3 separate regions of the Homo sapiens genome follow, and regions 1 and 2 are each linked to region 3. Evidence: chromatin contacts called from ENCODE Hi-C or POLR2A ChIA-PET data. All regions are on one chromosome and are shown on one strand. The core of a region is the stretch at or near the end of the contact, and the rest is flanking DNA. Distances in the headings are between cores, read along the strand shown.

Region 1 (2,738 bases), core at 169-2,668, 420 kb before region 3:
ATGCAGTATGCCCACCATGAAGTCATCCGTCTTAATCATCTTCAATAACAGGCAACTTGAAATTTCTCAAAAGTCTGTGCATATTTGATTCCCTCTAGCAGTTCCAATAAAAATAACCAAGTCATTTCCATGGTATATGAATGAAGTGGATTATGATGCCAACATTATATTGTTTCATAACTTTCTGAGTATGTTTCTCAGTTTTAGAGATTTATTCTAATCCAAATATGCATTTATTCGAGCAATTTAGTGTTTGCTTGATGTATATACTGTATTAATCTCTTCTCTTGCTGCCAATAAAGACATACTTAAGACTGGGTAATTTATAAAGGAAAGAGTTTTAATTGACTCACAGTTCTGCATAGTGAGGGAGGCCTTACAGTTATGGCAGAAGGCAAATGAGGAGCAAAGTCACATCTTACATGGCGGCAGACAACAGATCGTGTGCAGGGGAACTCCCCTTTATAAAACCATCAGATCTCGTGAGACTTATTAACTATCACGAGAACAGCATGGGAAAGACTCACCCCTATGATTCAATTACCTCCCACTGGGTCCCTCCCATGACAGATAGGAATTAGGGGAACTACAATTCAAGATGCAATTTGGGTGGGGACACAGCCAAACCATATCATATACCAATTTTCCTTGTAAGTAGGGTTTTTGATTTTTCAAATGTTTGTTCCTTGGAAGCCACATAGGTAGGAAAAATATTTACTTACTTTTTTGCTTTGAGACAGGGTCTCCCTCTCTCACCAGGCTGGAGTGGTGTGATCATAACTCACTGTAACCTCAAACTCCTGGGCTCAAGCCATCCTCTCACTTCAGCCTCTGGAGTAGCTAGGACTACAGGAGTACACCACCATACCTGGCTAATTTTGAAATTTTTATTTTATTTTTTGTCAAGACCAGGGTCTTGCTATGTTGCCCAGGCTGCTCTCGAACTCCTGGACTCAAGTGACTCTCCCTCCTCAGCCTTCCAAAGTGCTGGGATTACAGGTATGAGTCAGTGCACCCAGCCTACTTTTTAAGATGTATGCTTAAAGATGCTATGGTAGAAAGGGAAATACAAAGTTAAATAAAGATATCCAAATACCATTATAGCATCAAACTTCATAATAAAATGAAATCATAGAGAGCAGAGATGGCATCCTTCTGGTTCTGAATGTATGTACCTGTCAACAAAAGAAAGCCATCTCCATGTTTCCAGAGTCATGATGAAATCACATTTCAAATTGTTTCAACAGGTGCCTTATGTCAAATGCCTCTTCCTATAAAAGAAACTGCTGAGTTGTTCTAAACAGTGCATGAAAATAGCAAGTGGGCTGAGTGAGCAATCACAGTGAGGTCCTGAGAGGTGTAAAAAACCCCAGATTCAGATTCAGCTTCCTCCAGAGAGTGGGGTTACCTCCCACCATGCTTGAGGGACAGCCCTCCCATAATTAGACTCTACTCACAGTCTCAGCCTGAAGTGTGACTAGCTGAAACTAGTGACTGGAGGAATTGAGCCCCTGTAGGGAGGTCAGAACAGGTAGCACTTTCCTTCTCTTGCTCCCTGCCAATGGTTACCCCTACATAGAATTTTTATTCCTACCTCTGGGCAGCACCAGCCCGTTAATAATGAACCTAGAATGTGAAGTGAAAATCAGCACCATGTGCGGTAAGCATTAGGTAATTACATTTCACTTGTTTAATTAAGTTTCACTTTCTGGTTGCCTTGAGGGAACTGTAGGAAAGGATTTTGATTTTGTTTTTGTTTTTGTTTTTCCTGATGCTTTTTTTCTTTTTTCCCCTAGCTAGAAGCTGAATAATTCCACACAGTGTTGAAATGGATATGCTGTGTTTGTGTTGGCCGAATTAAGCATCTATAATCATGTATTTCCTCTCTTTTGTCTATTTGTGTCACAGTCTTAATATGTGGGATAGAAATTTTGTTTAGTGGAGACATAATTTTTTGATTGTCTTAGGGCTTATTTAAACCAGCTCATCTCCATTATAATGTGTTTCTGTACTTTACTCATCAGCTTGGCACTGACTCCACTATTGTTTTCTTCAAATACTGTGTATTTTCCCTGAAAGTCCAAGTAGCTGACAATTTTGCTACCTCTGCAAGGAAATCTGCTTTATTTTCTCCTAGGTTTTACACATATATAAAACTATACATTAGGGACATACTGTTCCTCAGCAGGCTACATGGCCTTTCATTCACTCTCTTAAAAATATCTGTGGACCTATTATGTGAAATAATGTATGATTTGCTCAATGGGAGATTTACTTCTCAATAACGTTATGTTTTATTAAGCCTCACGTATTTCTAAATTTATATACCTTGAATAATAATTCCATCACAGAAGGGGCTCATTATTAACCACATTTCCATGTGTGATATTCACCGAGGCATGTCCCTGGAAACATACCTAACCACATAAGAGTAAAAGCCTGTCATAGCACAGGAAGCCTAGAATAAGTACATCCTACCATTTAAGCACCTAGGTCTTAATATGTCAGTTCATAATTAGATTCTACCTTTGTGGTCAGTATTTGAAATTGAGATATAGTTAATCAGTTAGAGAGGTAGTCAATTTCACTTTGTCAGTGAAGCTCAGAATCGCACCAATATGTTGTTTTTCTTTTTTTTTTTTTGAGACGGAGTCTCACTCTGTTGCCCAGGGTGGAGTGCAGTGGTGCCATCTCGGCTCACTGCAAGCTCCGCCTCCTGGGTTCATGTCATTCTCCTG
Region 2 (2,700 bases), core at 195-2,694, 370 kb before region 3:
CATTTTATTACAAGTAATCTGGAGTGCACCATGGCCTGGACACTCTGGGGCAGTATGGATAAATAGAATACCAGGACCAGACATACCCATGTAAAACTTCCAAAATGTCTACATGTAAAGCTACAAATTTAATGGTACCAACAATAAAAATTGGTGCAATCAAGAGAAGTGAAGTAAAATTCTCTGGGAAGAATTGAGGAAAGCCTTATGAGAAAGGTGAAATTTGAGGTGGGACTTAAGAGAGGCATTAAAATGGAAGAAAGCAGTGGCTTCCTCTTCCTGGGAGTTCATCAGGGCCATAGACTTTAGGGCAGAAAAGTCAAACTACAGACTGAAAAGAAAAGGCCAAGTATGAATGGAGGGTTTAGGTTGAGGAGTAGGCTAAGATCTTCCTGGTTCTTCCCTCTGTGCAACACTGAGAATCTTTTTCCTGTGTCCAATTTTACATCTTCTTCTTCTGGTTTAAGCATGCCTAAAAGAGATTACCAACTACCAACTTCTGAAGACACAGTTTGTGTAGTTCCTGTGGACTGGGACATGTGACTCTGCAAATATGATACTAAATACTCTATTTTTTTTTTAAGCAAATTGAGTATGTAACTCTGTCTCAAAATATGCAGTACATGTCTCAGCCTTAAACTTGTTCCCCTGTGCTTTTAGATAATAATTTTTTGAAATGTGTTTGGAAGTCTTTGGGGGCCTAAGTTTAGAAAGCTAGAAAGACATTCTCATTGCCTTTGTTGTTCCAATCTGTTGTTCTGTAATTTCTGGACTTGGATCTATCATTTGACTGAAAAGGATAAAAGGTCCAAGAGTGAAAAGAAATGGGTTAAAGAGAGGGAACAACCAGCCAAAGCAGTGGCAGCCAGCACCCGAGGGGGGTGGCTGCAGCTGGGCTCTGCCCAGCTGCAGGTGTGGAGGAGGAAGTGCAGGAACGAGCCCAGGACCCATTTCCAGGTGGCAGCAGGGTTCAGTGGGCTTAATTAACCGGTGAACTGCTCATGAGGTCGGTCTGTCTCTACCTTTCTACACCACACTGAACAAGCCACTGACCATTTCCTGCCTCGGATTTCCTCAGCCCCAAAGAGGGGACAACAATGTGTATTCGTCAGAGAAATTACTGGCCACTGTCTCATTCAGAAGCTGCCCCTAGAAGTGTTAGTAAAGACTTTTAAAAACATGAAACAAAGCAGAGAATTAAAAATAACAGGAAGTGGAAGAGAGAGCACACTATGATCTGAAATCTTCTGTGTTATATGCTGGTGTTAAAGAGGTCGTGAGGCCTTGATGAAGATTTGTTACTTGGAAGGATGTCAGTGCTGGGGACCTGCTCTCTGTGAACCCAGCAACCTGCCCCAGCATTTCAAGGGGCATACAGTCCACTCAGATGATTTATTTCTGAGTTGGAATTACCCCATTCCCCAGCCCACCCTCTTTTCAACTTTGTACAAATGTAAGTGGCCAATTCACTTTACTACACAAATGACTCATGATTTCATGAGCTGCAAGCAGCAGTTTCTTAAGCAGCTTTCCCATATTCCTAGTGCAAGAAATGGACACACAGACATCTCTTATGGGCTAGATCTTTTTAATTTGTGAAGCAAAGAAAGTGAGGGAACCACTGGACCCAATCTCAAGTATCCAAGGTCAACTAGACGAGGCACATGGCCAATTTCCAAAGACACATGGTTCTTTCCTAATCCTCAGCCTCTACTTCCTCACTGGATCTGAGTTCAAATCTCAGAAAGGTCAGAGCATGTGCATTTTTGGCATTTTTAAACAAATGGATGCAATTAAGAACTTGAGGAAAGGGTGACTTTCTATAGTTTTCAGCATACATCAGCTACTTGACAACTTCTACTAAAATAGAGCTGCTTTCAGAGGGTAATGTGAGTAGCCAATCACTGCCACTCAGGACAAAAATGTTGGCCAATGACCTAGAAGTAAGTGTGTGGTGTATTTCGCATGACTATAAGTGCTTCTCATTAGGAAAATAATGGCATCAGTTCCTGGAGTTTTCTTGGTTATTTAAACCTCCTGCTTTGGAGTTGAGTTCATGGTTTACCAACATCAGCAAGTGTTTCCTATTTTGTTGTACATGATCACCAAAGGAATAGGAGGCAATAAAGGAAATGAGAACTAAAGGTTCTAGAGAGATTACATTCTTTATCACATTTAATCTTTATAAGAACCCCCAAAAGTTGGTGTTCTTTCCTCCATCTTACAGATGTTTTGAAAACTGAAGCTCTGAAAAGTTACGTAACTTGGATCTACAGAGCTCTAAGAGGACGTGCTAAGATTTGAATCCAGAATTTCGTGACTCAAAAACGTTTTCTCCACAATATCAGTTTACCAGAATAACCTAGGCATGGCCTCAAAAGACCTATATTAGAAATTAGCTATATCCTAGTTCTAAGGAAGTATTCATTTTTTATTATTCAACTGTTAAAACTGCACATATATTATATTCCATAGAAATTCTGAGCATCAATAATAGGAGATACTTTCACTATTTGTATATATGTATATGTATATTTGTGTATATATACATACAAAATATATTTTACAATTGTCTCTTTGTTCCAAGAGTGGGAAGGAAAATAATTAGAATTTGTAGTTGGGCATTTGTGTCCACTTTAACCTGATCCATTCTGTCTAACTTTTCTTTGCAAGCTCTCAAATTCATTGTTAGCCTATCTG
Region 3 (2,768 bases), core at 56-2,555:
ATTAATGAGTAGGAGAATGGATTCAGGATATAAATAGCTACAGCAGCAGGTCTTTCATGGGGATATTGGAGATTGATTTATTTAGTAAAGTTAAAACTGGAAGAAAGACTTAAAGAGGCTTCCAGAGAGTGTGATATGGGTATTAGATAACTGCACAGAATTGCATGATTCTTCACTGAAAAAGTTTGCTGTGTGTATTAGTCACTATTTATTTATCTTATTGTATATTCTTTAGTCATGATGATAAATGTTCTTTTTTTTTTTTAAGTCCTAGAAAGAACACCTTACAGATTTATAACTGGATCTTAGAAAGATGAGCTTAAATAATTTTAGGTACAAAATTCATAGATTCTAAAGGCTTTTAGAACTGAGCAGTTTTACTAATATATTAAGTGGGGTTTACTTAGCCCTGTTTCACAGTATTTTTTTCAGGAGATAACATTTCCCAATAATCAAATACTTTCCTAAATCAGTATCTGACTAAAGAATTAGACCAAGTTTTCCACATCCCAGAATTGGCTTGAAGGAAAGGTGATGATTTTTCTTAGCAGCCTCAGATGTCCTTTCATGGCCAGGCTTTGGATCCAATTAGAAAGCAGAGCTTTACTGAGTACTGTTTTTGAGAATTATAAACAGAGAAGTATGTAAAAGGTGTGTTACCATTTTTTCCTCATTAAGGTTTTATCATGGATTCATCCTGAAAGTCAAGCCACAATCACTCGGTGTAGCCAGCCCATGGTTGGAGTGAGTGGAAAGCGAAGCAAAGAAGATGAAAAATACCTTCAAGCTATCATGGATTCCAATGCCCAGTCTCACAAAATCTTTATATTTGATGCCCGGCCAAGTGTTAATGCTGTTGCCAACAAGGTCAGATGGTCTCTTAGTAATTATAATTATGGTTTCATGAATCAGCTGAGTTTGGCAGGGCCACAGTGTAGTAAAAAGAGCTCAGGCTCTACAGTGGTAAACATATAGGTTCTTGTCTTGGCTCTTCAACTTGATGGTGTGATTTTGAGTTAGTTATTTAACCTCTTTAGACCTCAATTTGTTTATTGGTAAAAATGAGAATAATAATAGTTAACAGTGTTGTTTTGGGAGCAAAAATCATTTAATAAAAAATAATGCATAAACTTTTGCTTACTTACATAATAACTAGGTGTTCAGTTATTCTTAGCTTCCCACTTCTCCAAAGTTGACAACTAACTGAGCTTATGACTCACTGAAGTCCCTGTATAGTACTGCTCTAGGAATAGCGAACTAGTGTTCTCGGTGACTAGTGGTGCCCTCTTCTGACCGTCCTCCACCTGAACAAGTTATTCAGACTGAAGAATTGGCAGTTAGCTGTAGCTGATTGTTCCAGCAGAATAAATATTAGCATTGTGGAAATTGAAATTTTGGTTCAGTTGACCAAATCTATAGGAGGAGGGAAGGAGAGAGAAGACATAACTACAGCAGCAGGTACCATTACTGAAAAGCGCTCATCTTTTCAAGTGTACATTTCAGTGCTTTTAGTATATTCACAAAGTTGTACAACCATGCCACTACCTGAATCCAGGGCATTTTTATTCTATGTGTTTCGGTGACAGGTTCTGTATAGTTGTTACCACTGCTGTCTTTCTAGAATGTTGCAACAAATTTGAATTGAAAGTTCCTGTCTTATTCCCACTCTTCAGAAGTAATCTTTAACAGGTATCCCTTGAAATACTGTAAATTCTATAATTGTGCCAAACGATTTCCCAGACTCTCAGTGTCAGAAAGGAAGCTGAACTTCTGTTCTTTCAGTAGTTTGTTGCTGGTTATGAGTTGGTGGTTTTGTTGTTTCAAAGGTGTGGGTCATATAATCACTTAATTTTGTATAATTTACTGCTCCAGTATTTTCCTAATTTGTTTCTATTAGGGCTCTAAGAAGTATAATTTTACACGAGTTAGGTAGGAGATAGAATATTTTATTCATGAAATATAAAAAGATTAAGTCCAGAAAAATAAGGTTCTTCTTTCTAGCCATAGCTTATTTTGAACACCAAATATTTTCTCATTCTATTTTGTAGATGTAGATTTAAGTCTTTGAGAACATTGATGATGATAGCATTCTGTGCTTTTATCCTTGTTCTGTCTTTTTATTTAAAGAGAATTATGTGGTTAAAAAAGAAGCAGGTCATTTTGATTGCAAAGAGTTTATTTCTCAGATATGAAGATTAAAATGAGGTGAAGAGGCAGGGAGGTGAAGAAGCATAGGTGAACCAGACATGTGGTCTCAGCACATGAAACTTACAGTCTGGTAATTTCAGTATATATGAAAGGAAGTCATCTGTAAGAACTTATGTTTGGGTAGGACTTGGCGTATGGGCTGGGAAAATTTAGTGCTTTACAGTGTTTAAATACCTTCCTATGTGTTTCATATTTAATTTTAATAATGGCCATATGGGCAAGTCAGACTACGTATATATTCATTTTGTAAAGAAGAACACAAGAAAGCGAGTGGTTGTGCTAAATAAGTTGTCCTGAGCCATCCACATTTTCCTGTGGAGTTTTCCTTGTCTCCAGTAATATGTATCATCTTTTATGCTATTGGATATTTTATGTCACTTGTTTACAGATGTGCATTCATTTATGATTTTCCATGATGTGTGCTTTTTTCCAGGCAAAGGGTGGAGGTTATGAAAGTGAAGATGCCTATCAAAATGCTGAACTAGTTTTCCTGGATATCCACAATATTCATGTTATGAGAGAATCATTACGAAAACTTAAGGAGATTGTGTACCCCAACA

What was found. Hi-C counts contacts between places; a loop is a spot of excess contacts on that map. ChIA-PET counts read pairs that join two places held with the same protein, here RNA polymerase II (POLR2A). Pooled maps may share reads with other maps.
Region 1: a pooled map shows a loop between it and region 3 (2.9-fold over the local background). The contact joins two enhancer-like sites. A Hi-C loop is called at or near these places in 1 of 37 single-sample maps with no recorded cell type and 3 of 50 pooled maps. POLR2A ChIA-PET finds 5 or more read pairs at or near these places in 3 of 52 experiments (AG04450, OCI-LY7 and activated T-cell).
Region 2: a pooled map shows a loop between it and region 3 (1.8-fold over the local background). The contact joins two enhancer-like sites. A Hi-C loop is called at or near these places in 3 of 168 maps with a recorded cell type or tissue (Caco-2, PC-3 and PC-9) and 3 of 50 pooled maps. POLR2A ChIA-PET finds 5 or more read pairs at or near these places in 2 of 52 experiments (PC-9 and activated T-cell).

The regions. Positions count from the first base shown.
Region 1 is chr11:96,266,476-96,269,213 of GRCh38, reverse strand. All of the region lies in intron 1 of MAML2 (mastermind like transcriptional coactivator 2), which reads left to right. Among named protein-coding and RNA genes, the nearest start is that of MIR1260B, 74 kb to the left of the region's middle. Within about 2 kb of position 1,418, at least 7 of the 41 ENCODE cell types and tissues checked have a DNase peak (open chromatin) inside an H3K27ac peak, as active enhancers do.
Region 2 is chr11:96,213,920-96,216,619 of GRCh38, reverse strand. The region is part of intron 1 of MAML2 (mastermind like transcriptional coactivator 2); the gene reads left to right. Among named protein-coding and RNA genes, the nearest start is that of MIR1260B, 130 kb to the left of the region's middle. RefSeq lists an enhancer at 1,141-1,210. Within about 2 kb of position 1,444, at least 19 of the 41 ENCODE cell types and tissues checked have a DNase peak (open chromatin) inside an H3K27ac peak, as active enhancers do.
Region 3 is chr11:95,847,773-95,850,540 of GRCh38, reverse strand. MTMR2 (myotubularin related protein 2) reads left to right here. Exons shown (of 15, transcript NM_016156.6): 9 at 679-867; 10 at 2,642-2,768. Among named protein-coding and RNA genes, the nearest start is that of CEP57, 59 kb to the right of the region's middle. Within about 2 kb of position 1,305, at least 3 of the 41 ENCODE cell types and tissues checked have a DNase peak (open chromatin) inside an H3K27ac peak, as active enhancers do.